Linked DNA regions of Homo sapiens: regions 1 and 3 are each linked to region 2. Evidence: chromatin contacts called from ENCODE Hi-C or POLR2A ChIA-PET data. All regions are on one chromosome and are shown on one strand. The core of a region is the stretch at or near the end of the contact, and the rest is flanking DNA. Distances in the headings are between cores, read along the strand shown. Region 1 has its middle 37 kb from the start of LINC02870. Region 2 overlaps LOC107984282 (a long non-coding RNA gene). Region 3 holds the start of LOC105378569 (a long non-coding RNA gene).

What was found. Hi-C counts contacts between places; a loop is a spot of excess contacts on that map. ChIA-PET counts read pairs that join two places held with the same protein, here RNA polymerase II (POLR2A). Pooled maps may share reads with other maps.
Region 1: a map of CD8-positive, alpha-beta T cell shows a loop between it and region 2 (2.1-fold over the local background). The contact joins two enhancer-like sites. A Hi-C loop is called at or near these places in 7 of 168 maps with a recorded cell type or tissue (CD4-positive, alpha-beta memory T cell, CD8-positive, alpha-beta T cell, IMR-90 and 4 more), 2 of 37 single-sample maps with no recorded cell type and 5 of 50 pooled maps. POLR2A ChIA-PET finds 5 or more read pairs at or near these places in 8 of 52 experiments (AG04450, H1, HepG2 and 4 more).
Region 3: a loop to region 2 is called in a map of endothelial cell of umbilical vein, with 4 times the contacts of the local background. The contact joins two enhancer-like sites. A Hi-C loop is called at or near these places in 45 of 168 maps with a recorded cell type or tissue (CD14-positive monocyte, Caco-2, HepG2 and 24 more), 3 of 37 single-sample maps with no recorded cell type and 25 of 50 pooled maps. POLR2A ChIA-PET finds 5 or more read pairs at or near these places in 8 of 52 experiments (H1, HepG2, PC-9 and 3 more).

What each region holds. Positions count from the first base shown.
Region 1 is chr10:132,480,382-132,484,636 of GRCh38, reverse strand. No RefSeq gene overlaps it. Among named protein-coding and RNA genes, the nearest start is that of LINC02870, 37 kb to the right of the region's middle. RefSeq lists an enhancer at 3,666-4,255. Within about 2 kb of position 2,441, at least 7 of the 41 ENCODE cell types and tissues checked have a DNase peak (open chromatin) inside an H3K27ac peak, as active enhancers do.
Region 2 is chr10:132,514,352-132,519,006 of GRCh38, reverse strand. It overlaps LOC107984282 (a long non-coding RNA gene), which reads left to right. Exons shown (of 4, transcript NR_158224.1): 2 at 1-890. Among named protein-coding and RNA genes, the nearest start is that of INPP5A, 21 kb to the left of the region's middle. RefSeq lists enhancers at 305-812, 1,321-1,828, 1,829-2,337, 2,338-2,845. Within about 2 kb of position 1,611, at least 30 of the 41 ENCODE cell types and tissues checked have a DNase peak (open chromatin) inside an H3K27ac peak, as active enhancers do.
Region 3 is chr10:132,457,517-132,462,101 of GRCh38, reverse strand. LOC105378569 (a long non-coding RNA gene) reads right to left here and starts at 9. Exons shown (of 3, transcript XR_007062343.1): 1 at 1-9. RefSeq lists a silencer at 3,453-3,502. Within about 2 kb of position 3,335, at least 3 of the 41 ENCODE cell types and tissues checked have a DNase peak (open chromatin) inside an H3K27ac peak, as active enhancers do.

The DNA.
Region 1 (4,255 bases), core at 1,192-3,691, 35 kb after region 2:
CTCTCATTTTAGACATTTCAATCACTCCAAAAAGAAACTCCACACATGCCCCTACCCTCAATAACCACTCATTTATTTTCTGTCTTTATGGATATGCCTATTCTGGACATTTCATATAAATGCAGTTATACAGGCCGGTCGCGGTGGCTCACAACTATAATCCCAGCACTTTGGGAGGCCGAGGTGGGTGGATCACAAGGTCAGGAGATCAAGACCATCCTGGCTAACACGGTGAAACCCCATCTCTACTAAATATACAAAACATTAGCCAGGCGCGGTGGCGGGTGCCTGTAGTCCCAGCTACTCGGGAGGCTGAGGCAGGAGAATGGTGTGAACCCGGGAGGTGGAGCTTGCAGTGAGCCGAGATCGCGCCACTGCACTCCAGCCTGGGCGACAGAGTGAGAATCCGTCTCAAAATAAATAAATAATATATTAATTAATTAATTAATTAAGTTATACGACATATGGCTTTAAGGTATAGACCTAGGAATGGAATTGCTGCATCATATGGTAATTCTGTTTAACTTTTTTTTCAGACAGGTTCTAGCTCTGTCACCTAGGCTGGAGGGCAGTGGCATTACCAAGGTTCACTGCAGCCTTGATCTCTCAGGCTCAAGCGATCCTCCAACCTCAACCTCCTAAGTAGCTGGGACTACAGGGCTCTGTCATCACGCCTGGCCATTTTTAAATTTATTTCTTTGTAGAGACGGGGTCTCTCTATGTTGCCAAGGCTGGTCTTGATCTCCTGGGCTCAAGTGATCCTCCCACCTTGGCCTCCCAAAGTGCTGGGATTCCCGGTGTGAGCCACCGAGTTCGGCCTGTTTAACTTTTTGAGGAACCACCAAACTGCTGTCCACAGCTGCAGCCCCATTTTACATTCCCACCAGCAATCTGTGGGGGTCCCAATTCCTCTACACCCTCACCAACTGCTGTTATTTTCCTTGTATTAGGACTACTTGGATTACTTTTTGCAGCTGTCCTCACGGGTAGGACCTGGTGTCTCATTGGGGTTTCTGTTTGCATTCTCCTAACGACTAATGACCTTGAGCATCTCTTCCTGAGCTTATTGGTCGTTTGTATATCTTTCTGAGGAACATGGCTATCAAATACTTTGTCCATTTTTATATCGAGTCACTTCTTATAATTCATTATTATTATTGTAACTATCTTTATTTGAATTATGTTTTCTATTTGCTGATGTTAAGAAATACAATGGCTTTTTATGTGGATCTTGTAAGCCGGCTACCTTGTTAACTTTCTTTTAGTAATTTCTCTACAGATTCATTTTGTTTTTGTAATAATCATTGCCTGGAATTTATGAATTATGTTCTTCCTTTCCAATCCTGGTTCTCTTCACTGCTGTTCCAGTGAATGACAAGGTGTGAGGCTGCCCTGCGTTAAACCTCGGCTGGATCTCTGCCGTGCCGCTGAGGGGAGAGTATTCCCACCTTGGCTCTGGATTTTTTTTTTTTTTTTGACGGAGTCTCACTCTGTCACCCAGGCTAGAGGGCAGTGGTGCAATCTCGGCTCACTGCAAGCTCCACCTCCCGTGTTCACGCCATTCTCCTGCCTCAGCCTCCTGAGTAGCTGGGATTACAGGCGCCCGCCACCACACCTGGCTAATTTTTTGTATTTTTAGTAGAGACGGGGTTTCACCGTGTTAGCCAAGATGGTCTCCATCTCCTGACCTCGTGATCCGCCCACCCCGGCCTCCCAAAGTGCTGGGATTACAGACGTGAGCCACCGTGCCCAGCCTGGGCTCTGGATTTTTAAAGGGGATGCACCGGTGTTTCCCCATTTTTGGTCTGCTGTAGGTTTTTGGTAAGTTTCCCATTTCTAAGTTTGAAAAGTCTCTTCCTTTTTTCCTGAGTGTGTTTTGAGTTGTGTTGAGTGATTTTCGGCATCCACTGGGATGAGCCTGTCTTCCCCTTTAATCCGTTCATGCGGTGAATGAAAGTTATCGATCTTCTCGGTCTAAATCACTCACATTCCTGGGATAATCCCAGCAAATCCCAACACAGTCATGAGTGTCATCACCTTTTAAAAATAGACGCCGTGAGTTCAGTGTGCTAATGATTTGTTTAGGGTTTGTACGTCTTTGTTTGGGAGTGAGATTGTACTAAAACATGATTTTTCTTGGACTATTCTTGTCTGGTTTGTTTTAAAGATTGTAATGGCTTCACAATGATTCAGGGAGTGCTCCCTCCTTTCTACTCTCAGGAAGAGTTTGTAAAAGACTGGAACGTTCTGTTCCTTGAAAGTTTGGTAGAACACATCTGTGCAACCCTGGGCAGGGGAAAATAAGAACCCTGTGAGTTCTTAGTCGGAACAGATCCCTCTTACAAAACAGAGATGAATAGAAGAAAAACAAGCAGAGGCTTATTAACATGTGTGTTTCACGTATGTGTGGGAGATGCCTAGGGCATGAGTCACTCTCAACGAGGCGGCTTTGAATTCCAGCTTGTAGAGCATCTTTAACAAAGAGCGATAGATTTTCAGAGAAGTTCTGGGCAAAAAAGAAAGACTTGGAGTCTCTGTAGGCAGGAACTTGAGGAAAAGCGAATAAATGTCAGATAAAGGCTCCTTCATAAAGCTTGTTGGTGCAGATTATTCTGGAACTATCTTCAGGTGCAGGTGATGAGGGTCTGAAGCTGTCTTCAGTGGTTAACCTTTGTTCTCCCTAGTAGAGGGGGGCAGGATTCCTTCGTCTTTGTAAGCCCGTGTCCTGTGTCGAGGGGGGACCGGGAGCTCTACCTCCGTTGCTCCTCGCAGAGGCCCTCAGCCCCACAGGCCTGCTTTTCAGGAGGCGCGTTCTGGTCTCCCACACCTGTCAACCTGAGTTTTCTTGCAGGAGATTTTAAATCAATGGTTAAATGTCTTTAATGGTTGTAGAATTATTAGGTCATCTCTTCCTTCTTGAATCAATTTTTTGTCATGATCTTCTGCGAATGTATTCATTTTCCACAATTTTCTGGGAATGTATCCATTTAAAATCTTACCTGTTTTGGAAAAGATTTCAAACGGACTGGTTCCTGATATGTTTATCTTTAAACTTCTGCTTGTGTTTGATGATTCTCCTTTTCATTCCTAATACCGACTCTGTTCTCTCTCTCTCTGTTTTTGCCAGTGGCGTCTGTCACCTTCATCTTTCTAATAATCAGCCAACATTTGTCTTTGATCCACCCGATTTGCCTTTTATTTTCTATTTCCTGAGTTTCTGCTCATATTTGTATCTTTGTCCTGCTTTTATTGCTTTAGCCTCTTGTTCTTTTTGTCACTTACGTTGAAGGCTTGGCTCATTAATTTCCATTGTTTCCTTCTTTTAAATCTGTCTAATTTCTGGAGTGAGTTAGTTGCACTTTGCAATATTCCATATGTACGTGGAGAGTTTCATGTACTCATACATAATAGGCAGTGCACCCACTGTAATCTGGTTCTAAGCATTTCTCATTTCTATCATGTGTTATTCTTTAACTCACGGCTTTTAGAAGTGTATATTTTATTTTCCAAATAAATGGTAATTTTGGAAGGTTCTACTTCTTTTTTTTTTTTTTTTTTTTTTGAGATGGAGTCTGGCTCTGTCGCCCAGACTGGAGTGCAGTGGCGTGATCTCGGCTCACTGCAAGCTCCGCCTCCCAGGTTCAAGCAATTCTCCTGCCTCAGCCTCCCGAGTAGCTGGGACTACAGGTGCCCGCCAGCACACCTGGCTAATTTTTTTTTTTTTTTGTAATTTTAGTAGAGACGGGGTTTCACCGTGTAAGCCAGGATGGTCTCGATCTCCTGACATTGTGATCCACCCACCTTGGCCTCCCAAAGTGCTGGGATTACAGGCGTGAGCCACCGCGCCCAGCCCCTGAAAGCTTCTTCTTATCTCAAATTATTAAGATCAGTTGTAAGATCTCATGTTGACTGTTAGCTCGTTGCATCCTGGTCAGGAAACATTGTTGCTACAGCATGAACTGACTGAAGTCAGCTCACTCACTTCCTGTGGGATGTGCAGCTACTTTTCCCAAGTGCTGCATGTACTTTGAGAACAGGAAGGCCCCTTGGACTGCCAGGGTGCCAAGCCTGGGAGGGATGTCCATTCATTTGTCCACATAGCTAGGAAACCCTACACCACAGCTCAGTGTCTCAGTAGGGCACTGCTCGACGACTCAGAAGGATGCCAACTTCCCCGGTGCCCCAGGCAGGGAGAGTGTCTCGGCTCCAGTTGACCTAGACTCTCCTTCAAGTCTTGCCCAAGCTCTCCGACCTT
Region 2 (4,655 bases), core at 362-2,861:
AATCTCCACCGATCCTTGTAGGTTTCACAATGTTAAACAAGTGTGCTCTGTGACCTGGTGTCTTCCTCGGGGATTTGTCCAGAAAACAATCAGAAGGTGGGCAAAGATACAGGCCCAAAGGCACCTCGGCTGCTTGTTTCAGCGGCCAAAAAAGCAGACGTGATATAAATGTCCATCGGCAGGTCTGGGTGGAGCAAGTTACGGCACCGGCCCACGTGCCCTTCAATGTAGGCGGGGCTTCTCCAGAGGGAGGAGCACAGAGACACGCCAAGCTGTGCCCGGACCAAATCACAGGTGCACTTGGCCTCACGCCCGCACCCCCGCCTTTTCCTGCGCTGGCCTCCATAGCGGCTGTAGGAACCGCTAGGGAAAGGTCTTGGGGGGACACAACCTGCTTTTACTTTTTTGTAGTTTGTATTTTTTACAAGGGGTATCATTTTTATAATCAGACAATACATGAAGCTACTTTCAGGGTCAACCATCCACACGAACTCTGAGTCTCTGCGTTTGGGGCCGGGCCCTGCCCCCAGGGTCTCTGCAGTGGAAGGACTGGAGCTGTGTTCTGGGTCCCACGGGCTGGAGGCAGCGCTGACTGGGTTGAGCCTGGGGCTTTCTCTGTTGCAAAAGTGCACCCTCCTCAGATGGGGATGGGGAGTGGCCTTCACTAGGGTGGTCCTCCTGGCTGAGCAGGGCCGGCCCAGGGGAGGGCGGGGCCAGCACGTCCCCAGAACAGTGCCTGTCCAGGGGCACAAGGGTTCACTGAAGACTCAGGAGAGGGGTTTAGAGCACAGCCTCCCTCTCCAGGGTCAGGTTCACGGGAGCTGTTGGGGGCTCCTTCCCTCGCAGCAGTGACCACTCCAAGGACCACGGCCTGGACATGAGCGGCAGCGGTGAGCTGGGAGCTGCTGGCCTGGTAGCTATTGTTTCCATGGAGACAGGGTCTCGGCTCAGGTGTCCTGGGGACGGCTGCACCCTGATGTATCTCACACCCCTGCAGGCCCCACGTCAGTGGTTTCTGGGGACAGGGTGCAAGGCTGGCTTTATGGGGGTGCAGCTAGGGCCCAGAGTGGCTGCCCCCAAGGCCCCATACTTGCCCCGAATACTTAGTCATTGTTGAAGGGTGGCCTCGCAGTTTTGTTTTGCACTGGGCCCTGCGTGAGCAGTGGGTACAGAGAGTGAATCCAGAAAAGGCCCCACAGACGTGGGAGACTCCCCAGGGTGGGCAGGGGAAGAAAGTCACCCTCCTGATGGAACAGCAGGTCCTCGCGGGGCAGAAAAACCAGGAGCTGCCCCCGTACAGTGCCTGGTCATCCCTGGGAAGCGCAGGAAGAAGGGGCGTGTGGGTGGGAGTCAGGCTGAGGGCGCAGCCCCTGCCCTGCCCCCACCGGAGGGACCCGGCTTGAGTGTCCAGGGCCTGGTGACCTGGCAGCCCCACAGCCTTGACCGAGCCCCTCCCTCTTCCGGGCTCTGAGAGGAGAGGCCACCCCAGGAGGAGGCCCTGCCGCAGCCTAATAATAACTTCCCGGCTGGTCCAGCGAGCGCCAGCGCAGGCTATTTTTAGAGTCCCCTGGCCCAGCCCCCATGTGACTCAGCCAGGCCAGTGCTGGGATGAGAAAGTCACCCTCTGCGTGGGATGCTCCAGGCGGCCAGTGGGCAGCCCAGGCCCAGGGGGAGGCCAGCAGGACCTCAGGCCTGTGGAACCTGGAACAGCCTCAGCCACCCCGCCCCACCCCCCGCTGGCCTCGGCTCCCTCCTGGCTCCCTGCCGGCTCCTCCCCCAAAGCTAGCTTGGAAAATCTGATGTCAGAATTCCAGCTTCCGCAGGAATGTGGCCCGACCTTCACCTCCCGGAGGAGCCGCCTTGTTGAGGCCTGAGGGGCTGGCTTGGATCTCACCCCTAGGCGTGCCCTGGCACCTGAGAGCCCTCTTTCCAACCAGCTTGGGGCCACCTGCGCCCCCCGCCCCACTGTGGCCCTGGCCAGACTAGTGCCTGCGTCTTGCCCTGCTACTGAGCGCCCCAAGGTGCCACGCGGCAAGTCCCCGGGCTGGTCTCGCCCCAGCAGCCATTTGTCGGGTGCAGCGGTCCGGGGGAACTTGTCTCTGGGACGGTTTCTGGAGCAGGTGACTTGGGTGCCTGTGTACCTGGGAGCCAAGGGGGCGGGTCCCTGCCCCAGCCATGTGTCACTGAATCACATGGGTAGGGAGGCCCCTGATCCTGCCTTTGAGGTGAGGGGAGGGTAGCAGGATCAGGAGAGAGCTGTGTGTGTGTGTGTGTGTGTGTGTGTGCACGCGTTGTGCACTGTGTACTTGCAGATGCATGCTGACGTACATGGTGTGCATGTGTGTACATGCATGTATGAGCACATATTGTGTGGATGTGCACATGTGTGTGCACTGTATCTTATATGCGTATGTTTGCTTGTGCACAGCACACATGTGTGCATTGTGAACATGAACTGTGCATGTATATATACACGTGCGTATGTGGGGTAGCCAGTCCCTTGGGAGCAAACCGTTGCTTCCTCAACGTCTTCTGGTCACAAGGAAGCACTGAGTGATGCGTCTCATGGCCAGGCACCTTCCCACCACAGCCGGAGCCCTGCACAGGCTCTCCAGCCCAGATCCACAATGCCTCCTGTGAGACTGGCAGTCCTCATGCCCCGGGTAGAAAGGGGAAGAGGGAGACCACTTCACAGCCAGGGCCAGCCATAGGGCAGAGGGCAGAGGACAGAGGGCAGAGGGCAGAGGACAGAGGACAGAGGGTGGAAGGCAGAGGGCGGTGGCTCTGCTGGAGCTGGGACACTTGTTTCTGCAGAGGCATGGGCACTGGGGGGCCCCTCCAGAGTCAAGGAGGCTTTGTAGTAGATGGAGAGAGAGCCGACCACCCTGGCTGGAGCTGGGGGTGCAGCAGAGTGAAATGAGACACCCAACACCCCAGTTCTCCCTCACCACTTTCCCAGTGGCTCAAGTGGCTTTGGGCACTGTCCCCTTTGCAAGCAGGAGAACCATGCAGGCAAGAGGTGGCAGCCAGGGTCCCCGGCCTCCCCAGCCTCCCAGCTCTGCCAGAGCTCCCAGGTGCCTTCCAGCTGTGGGACACATTGTCCTGACTGCCCATAGCTCCTGGGTGCCATCCGGCTGTGGAACATATTCCCGTTTATTTCCCAGAACGAGGTCATTCGGGAAGGTGGCCGTTGCTGTGCGAGCCCTGGACTCCCAGCATGGGAGCCGTCCCTGGTTGGTTTTCTCTGCTTCAAGCGTTAGGGTACTTTTATATGTAGACAAGAAAATTGCTTCCTGGGAAGATGGATGATAATAGGAAATTGTACCTTGTAGATCCCACATCTTTTTTTTTTCTTTTTGACTCCTAAGTCTGGCTTTAATGAAACAAAGGAAAATAAAAAGATCTATAAAAAGCGATTCATATTTTCTAGAATGAAAGCATTATGTTGTTTTTCATTAACTTCAAAATCTGTTAGAGAAAGGTTTCTGTTTTAAAGATCAGGCTGGCTGCCCCGGTTGCAGACTTCCTCTTTAAACTGCCCACTGAGGTGCCCCTGGAGACGGGAAAAGCACAAACCCATAACACCTGTGGAGTCCGAGCCCCAGGTCCACCGTGAGACTCTGGCAGGACTTGCAGGCAGCTGCAAGACTGGCGGAATTTGGTGGAAAACATGCTTGGCGGCCCCTCTGCTGTGCCTCCGCCACAGAGGCTGAGGCCAGAAACACAGACGGCCTTGGGCCCACCCCGCTCGTTGCCTCCCATGCAGGAAGCCGAGGCCTGTGTTCATCAGAGCTCCAGTCAGGGCTGCTTTGGGGGCAGCTCTGCCATTTCCCCAGGTGCCTCTTGTGGTTCCACCCCTTCCGAATCCAGGCAGGGATAGTGGCCGGGGACCTCCTCGTGGGGCCACACAGACCCCCTGCCTGAAAGCGTCTCCAGGAGAGGCCTCGGGCCAGGCCAGAGGGAGAGCCTGGGAGCCGTGAACACAGGGCTCTGCGGCGTTTTTGAGTAGGAGCAGACAGAGGGCTTGGAGGACAGAAGAGCTGAGCCAGACATGGATGGGGAGTCCCTGGGAACTGGCTCCCCCAGGGGCTCCATCCAGCCAGGGCTTCCGGAGGGTGCACCAGCCCCAGGTGGGCCCCAGAGGAAGGAAACCCATATACGTGTCCTGTTTTTGTCAAATGCAGAGCTGATCATCTTACACACATGCACCACATACACACACACACAGCACACACACCACACACATACCACACATACACACACCACACATATACCACACATACACCACACACAACCCCACACACCAATACATATGTGCATACACACACCACACACACACATGCACACACACCACACATCCATACAGGACACATTCATACATATACATGCCACAGACACACTCACCACACACCACACACACTCACATACGCACACCACACACATGCACACACAGCACACATCCATACATATACACACCACACACACACCACACACCACGCACATACCATACACAGTCATATACACCACACATGTCACACACACATACTCCTATACATACGTGCACACACCCACCACACATGCACACAACGCACATTCACACAGACCACACACACACCACACATATCACACACATATACCCCTATATATACATGCAT
Region 3 (4,585 bases), core at 2,086-4,585, 59 kb after region 2:
GGCTGCTCTGCTTCCCAGGAGGAAGAGCCCAGTGACCTGATTTCACCCAAGGCCCAAGGAGGGGCCCGGCAGGGCAAGGAAAGCTTGGGGGAGCTGGATTGGGTGCCGGGTGCAGGGCTGCAGGCTGGACTCTGCTAGGACAGCCACCAGCAGCGGGCACAGCTGAGCCCATGCCTGCTTGAAACCAGCCAGGGCAGGTGGCAAAGGGCAGGCTGCACCCTCAGCCTGGAACCTCGCCCAGGGAACCGGGAGATGCCTCACAGGAGTGACTCGCACCTGCCCCTCTGGGACTCCCTGGACCCCACCCTGCTGGGGCGGCTGCATCACACACAGGCCCCTTCTGCAGCAAAATAAGGCACCTCGAAGAGGTCACAAGCTGAGAGCTCCCCAGTCTGGTGACCCAGCCCGTGCCGCCCTAACTGCTGGCCCTCAGTCAGCCTCGCTGGAATGGCCTCTGCATGCCCCATAGGCCCTCGTCTCCCTGGGCCACGCTGAGTGCTCAGCTGCCACGCCTGGCGTGGGGCGTAGTTAGGCCCCACCCGGATGTGGGACGCCCATGGCTCTTCCTCTCCTGTTCCGGAGCCACGGCCACACGAGCACAGGGGAATAGCACTGGACACAGAGCAGAGCCAGCCATGCCCCCAGGGAGGTGTGCACAGGCCAGAGAGTGCCAGGGAAGCAAGAGAGAGGGGCTGGGGGCAACAAGGAAGGGCGGGAGGGGCTGCCAGGACGGGGAGACAGGAGGGCTCCTGAGAGGAGATCAGATGGAAAGCACTGTTAGCTGGGGGGGAGAGAAGAAGGGGAGGAGGAGGATGGAGGAGGAAAGAGGAGGAGGATGAAGGAGGAGGGAGGAGGATGGAGGGCAGAGGAGGGAACTTGACAGTGGAGGGGGAGAGCTGAGAGCAGGGCAGGCCTGGGGTGCGGGGCCCTGGTGTTGCTGTGAATTCCAAGTAGAGTGCCAGCCTGTCCTTCCTTCCTCTGGAGTCTGGGGGAGACACAGGGGCTCTGAGTGGCCTTGGAACAGGCAGGTCCAGGCTGGTGTGGCTGAGGCTCTGGCAGCCACCGTTCCTCCCGCCTGGGACCACTCTGGGGAGGACCCCCAGGCTCCAAGGGCATGGAGAGGTCCTGCTAGGACCTAATGGAGCTGCAGGTCAGGCAGAGCCTGGAGTGTCCCTGCCATCCCAGGAGGGCCCCTCACTGGCCTGGGGAAAGTAGAGGCAGCCCAGACAGTCTGCAGCCACCTCCACCCAGGCCAGGTGGGGACAGGGCCCCTGGGAGGCAGAAGCAAGGGCAGTGAGAACCCGGCTGCTCCGTCCATCTCTGTGCTGGCCGAGCCCAGACAGACCCTCTTCCCCAGGGGATCCCACAGCATGCAGATGCTGCCCCCTACTCCAGCACCCTCCAGGGCTGCTGGGCAGACCCAAAGTCCATCCTAGACTAGCTCCACAATTGGGAAAGCCTGAATAACCACAAAACAAACCGAAGTCATTCTTCACTGTCCCTCAAGGAGCAGATGTTGGAGAAGTTTGAACCTACATGGGGCCAAAACCACCTAACCGGGACCACCTGCAACATGGCTCATTGTCCTTGCCGCCTGAACTCAGCACTCCCCTCTGCAGTGCCTGGCTGCAGAGGGGAGGGGCCACGTGGAAGGCAGCAGAGAAGTGGCTGGGCGCTGCATGGAGCATGGGCCGGAGGCCATCGGCCGCCATGGAGAAGGCGATCCCTCACCTGGCCAGCTGGTTTAATCCCAGGTCTGTGCTCTCAGCATCTGGCCCCACTTTTCAGCTGCAGCCCCCACCCTGTGTTGGTCACCCACAGGTCACCCTGAGCTGGACAGGCACACCCACTGCAAAGCTCAACTCCGGGTGTGAGGCTGAGGAGGCCGCAGGCACCGGGACGCTTTTGGAGACTGTGTGAGGGCAACACCACCGTTGGAAGAGACCCCCACGTGGGGGGCACGCCCGAGATGCACCCCAAGACATCCACGCCCTAAACCCTCTGACCTGCAAATGTGTTACTTTGCATGGCAGAGGGAACTGAGTGACCCTAACATGGGGACATTGTCTGGATCATCCGGGTGGATCCCCCGAGTTACAAGAGTCCAGAAAAGGAGAGGAGGGAGGCAGAAGACGAGAGTCCAGGGAGACACGAGGGTGGAAACTCAGCTGGTGGCTGCTGCTGGCTTCAACAGGCAGGAGGGGCCAGGAGCCGGGAACGTTGTGGCCTCTAGAAGCTGGAAAAGGCAAGAAAACGAATTCTCTCCGAGTCCCCAAAGAACACACAGCTCTGCCCACACCCTGGTTTCAGCCTAGTGAGATCTGAGTTGGACTTTGACCTCCACACTGTGGGCTCACAGGTGGACTTTTCAAGCTGTTCAGTTTGTGGCCATCAGTTAGAGCAGCCACAGGAGACTCCTCCACCACCTTTCCGAAGCCTGCAGCCCGGCAGAGAAAGGAGCACGTGGCCTGTGCACCGCCAGACTGCACGCAACACAGCTCCCACCATCACCAGGCACCTGCGGCGGGTCTGAGTTGTTCTGTAGACAGAAGTGTGTGGGGGTCCCAAGGCTGAGTGTGGCAGAGCCACCTGCTGAGGTCCTGGTCTACGGGGGTCTCCACCCAGCCTCCTGACCCCCATCAGAGCTGGCAGACAGCCTGGGAGGCCTCAGAGGCTGCGGGGCCAGGCCTCACCTGACGGGAGGGTTGCCAGGGCCTGAGGCAGGAGCACGGCCGGTCTGCGGTGGTGCGGGGAGCCATGCCGGGGGCCGAGATCAATGGGAGACCCCTGTGTCCTCGCTCACTGCGGCACACCCTCCAGTCACACCCTGCCCTGTGTCCTCTCCCACTGCGGCACACCCTCCAGTCACACCTTGCCCAGTTTAAAAGTTCACAGCCCAGGCTCTTCCAGGAACAGGGAGGGCCAGACTCCCAGACTGTGTGCAAAGCGGCTGCCCTGCCCTGGTGCTCAGCTCAGGGTGCAGACTCCTGGAGGGATGACGATGACAAGGATGACGATGATGCCGGTGCACACAGGACGCAGGGACCGCGGCGGCCATCACAGCACTGCACCTTGGAGGTGGGAAACCTGGCAGGGCCTGCACATTCCACGACGGGGGCAGTGAAGCCCAGTGACTGGGGAAATCACAGTGGGAACCGCCTGGAGGACGCGCCACAAGCTGATGGCAAGGCAGACGCTTGGCCTGTGAACCCCATGTCCTCTGTAACTGTGCTAGTGGTTTTGTGGTCAGAGGTCTTTTTGGAGAAGCATTTGGTGCTGTTGGCTCCAGGGTGGTTTCCAGGGGGAATGGGAATGCGTGCGGAGAGGCAGGCTCCCATGGGGCGTGGGGCTCAGGGCACAGGGCTGTGGTACAGGGCGCGGGGCGTCGGGCACCTGCTCACGTGGGCGGGGTGCCCTCTGCTGGTGGAGGTGGGCACGGCAGCGGGCTGGGCGCTGCGGGCTGGGCGGAGGGGGCTGCGCTGTGGCCCACAGGAGTTGGGGAGCATGGGGGGCAGTGTTCTGGCCACACTGTTCAGGGCCGTCTCCAGCTTCCGTCTCCAGTCCCAGGAGCCACTTCCACCTGCCGGCTCTGGGGGACTCGCTCTTTTGGGGGCCCTTGATATCTGAGGATGGGAGTCCTAGGAAAAGTGCCACCGTGGCCACCTTGGTCTCTTTCCTGAGAGACAGACTTGGCATTGATGATGCTCCCTGGGGAACGCCATTGCCCAGAGCAGCCAATCAAGCCACTCGGGTGGACAGCGTTGCTCAGGCGCTCCTGGCGTCAAGGAGGTTTTCAGGCCCCTGATCATGCTGGGTCCCGGGAACACCCCCTGGGCTGAGGCTCTGGAATCTGGGTGGGATGGTCTCTCCTAGACCCCCTCAGCGGGTGCCTGTCATCCACACAAGGCTCAGCCTCATAGGCTCCACGCCAGCAGGGACCATCACCGCCTCCATCAGGGTCCACATTTCCCCCACGTCGCGGGGCCTCTGCTGGCACCCAGCCTTCTATGCTCCTGCCACGAGCACGGCCTCCTTGGAGGATGGGAGCCACAGACAGGGCCAGATGACGAGGAGAGAAGGTGCCCCAAGACCTCCGTGTGCCCACGCCCCTCCCTTCGGGGACGGCCGGGTGCGTTCCTCCATGCCAGCCAGTCAGTGCAGAGCCTGCAGCCCACAGCCGCAAGGAGGTAAAGGCTGAGGTTGGCTGGGCCCTGTGGGATCCGCCTCACATCCACTCTCGGGTGCAGGCGGGAAGGAGGGGTCCGGATGGTGCCACCTGGTGATCTGGCACAGGCAGGTCCCTCATTGGGGTGATGGCTTCCCGGGGCCCTCCAGGCCCCTCCTGGCGGTGGGTATTGGTACCTCCTGTGCTTGGTGGCTGCCCGCGAAGCTGTCCCTCCCCTGCCCTCCCTCCCCAGGCACCTGCTACCCACCTGCTTACCGCGGGGGTGAGTACTTTCTGAGGACATGAAAAGGAGCCAGAGGCTGGCAAGAGGCAGGTGTTGGGGTCCAAACCCACGGTGCTCCGGGCTCTGAGGAGGCTGCATCCGGCTGCTGAGGTGGGTTGGGGGCTGGGGTGGTCCTG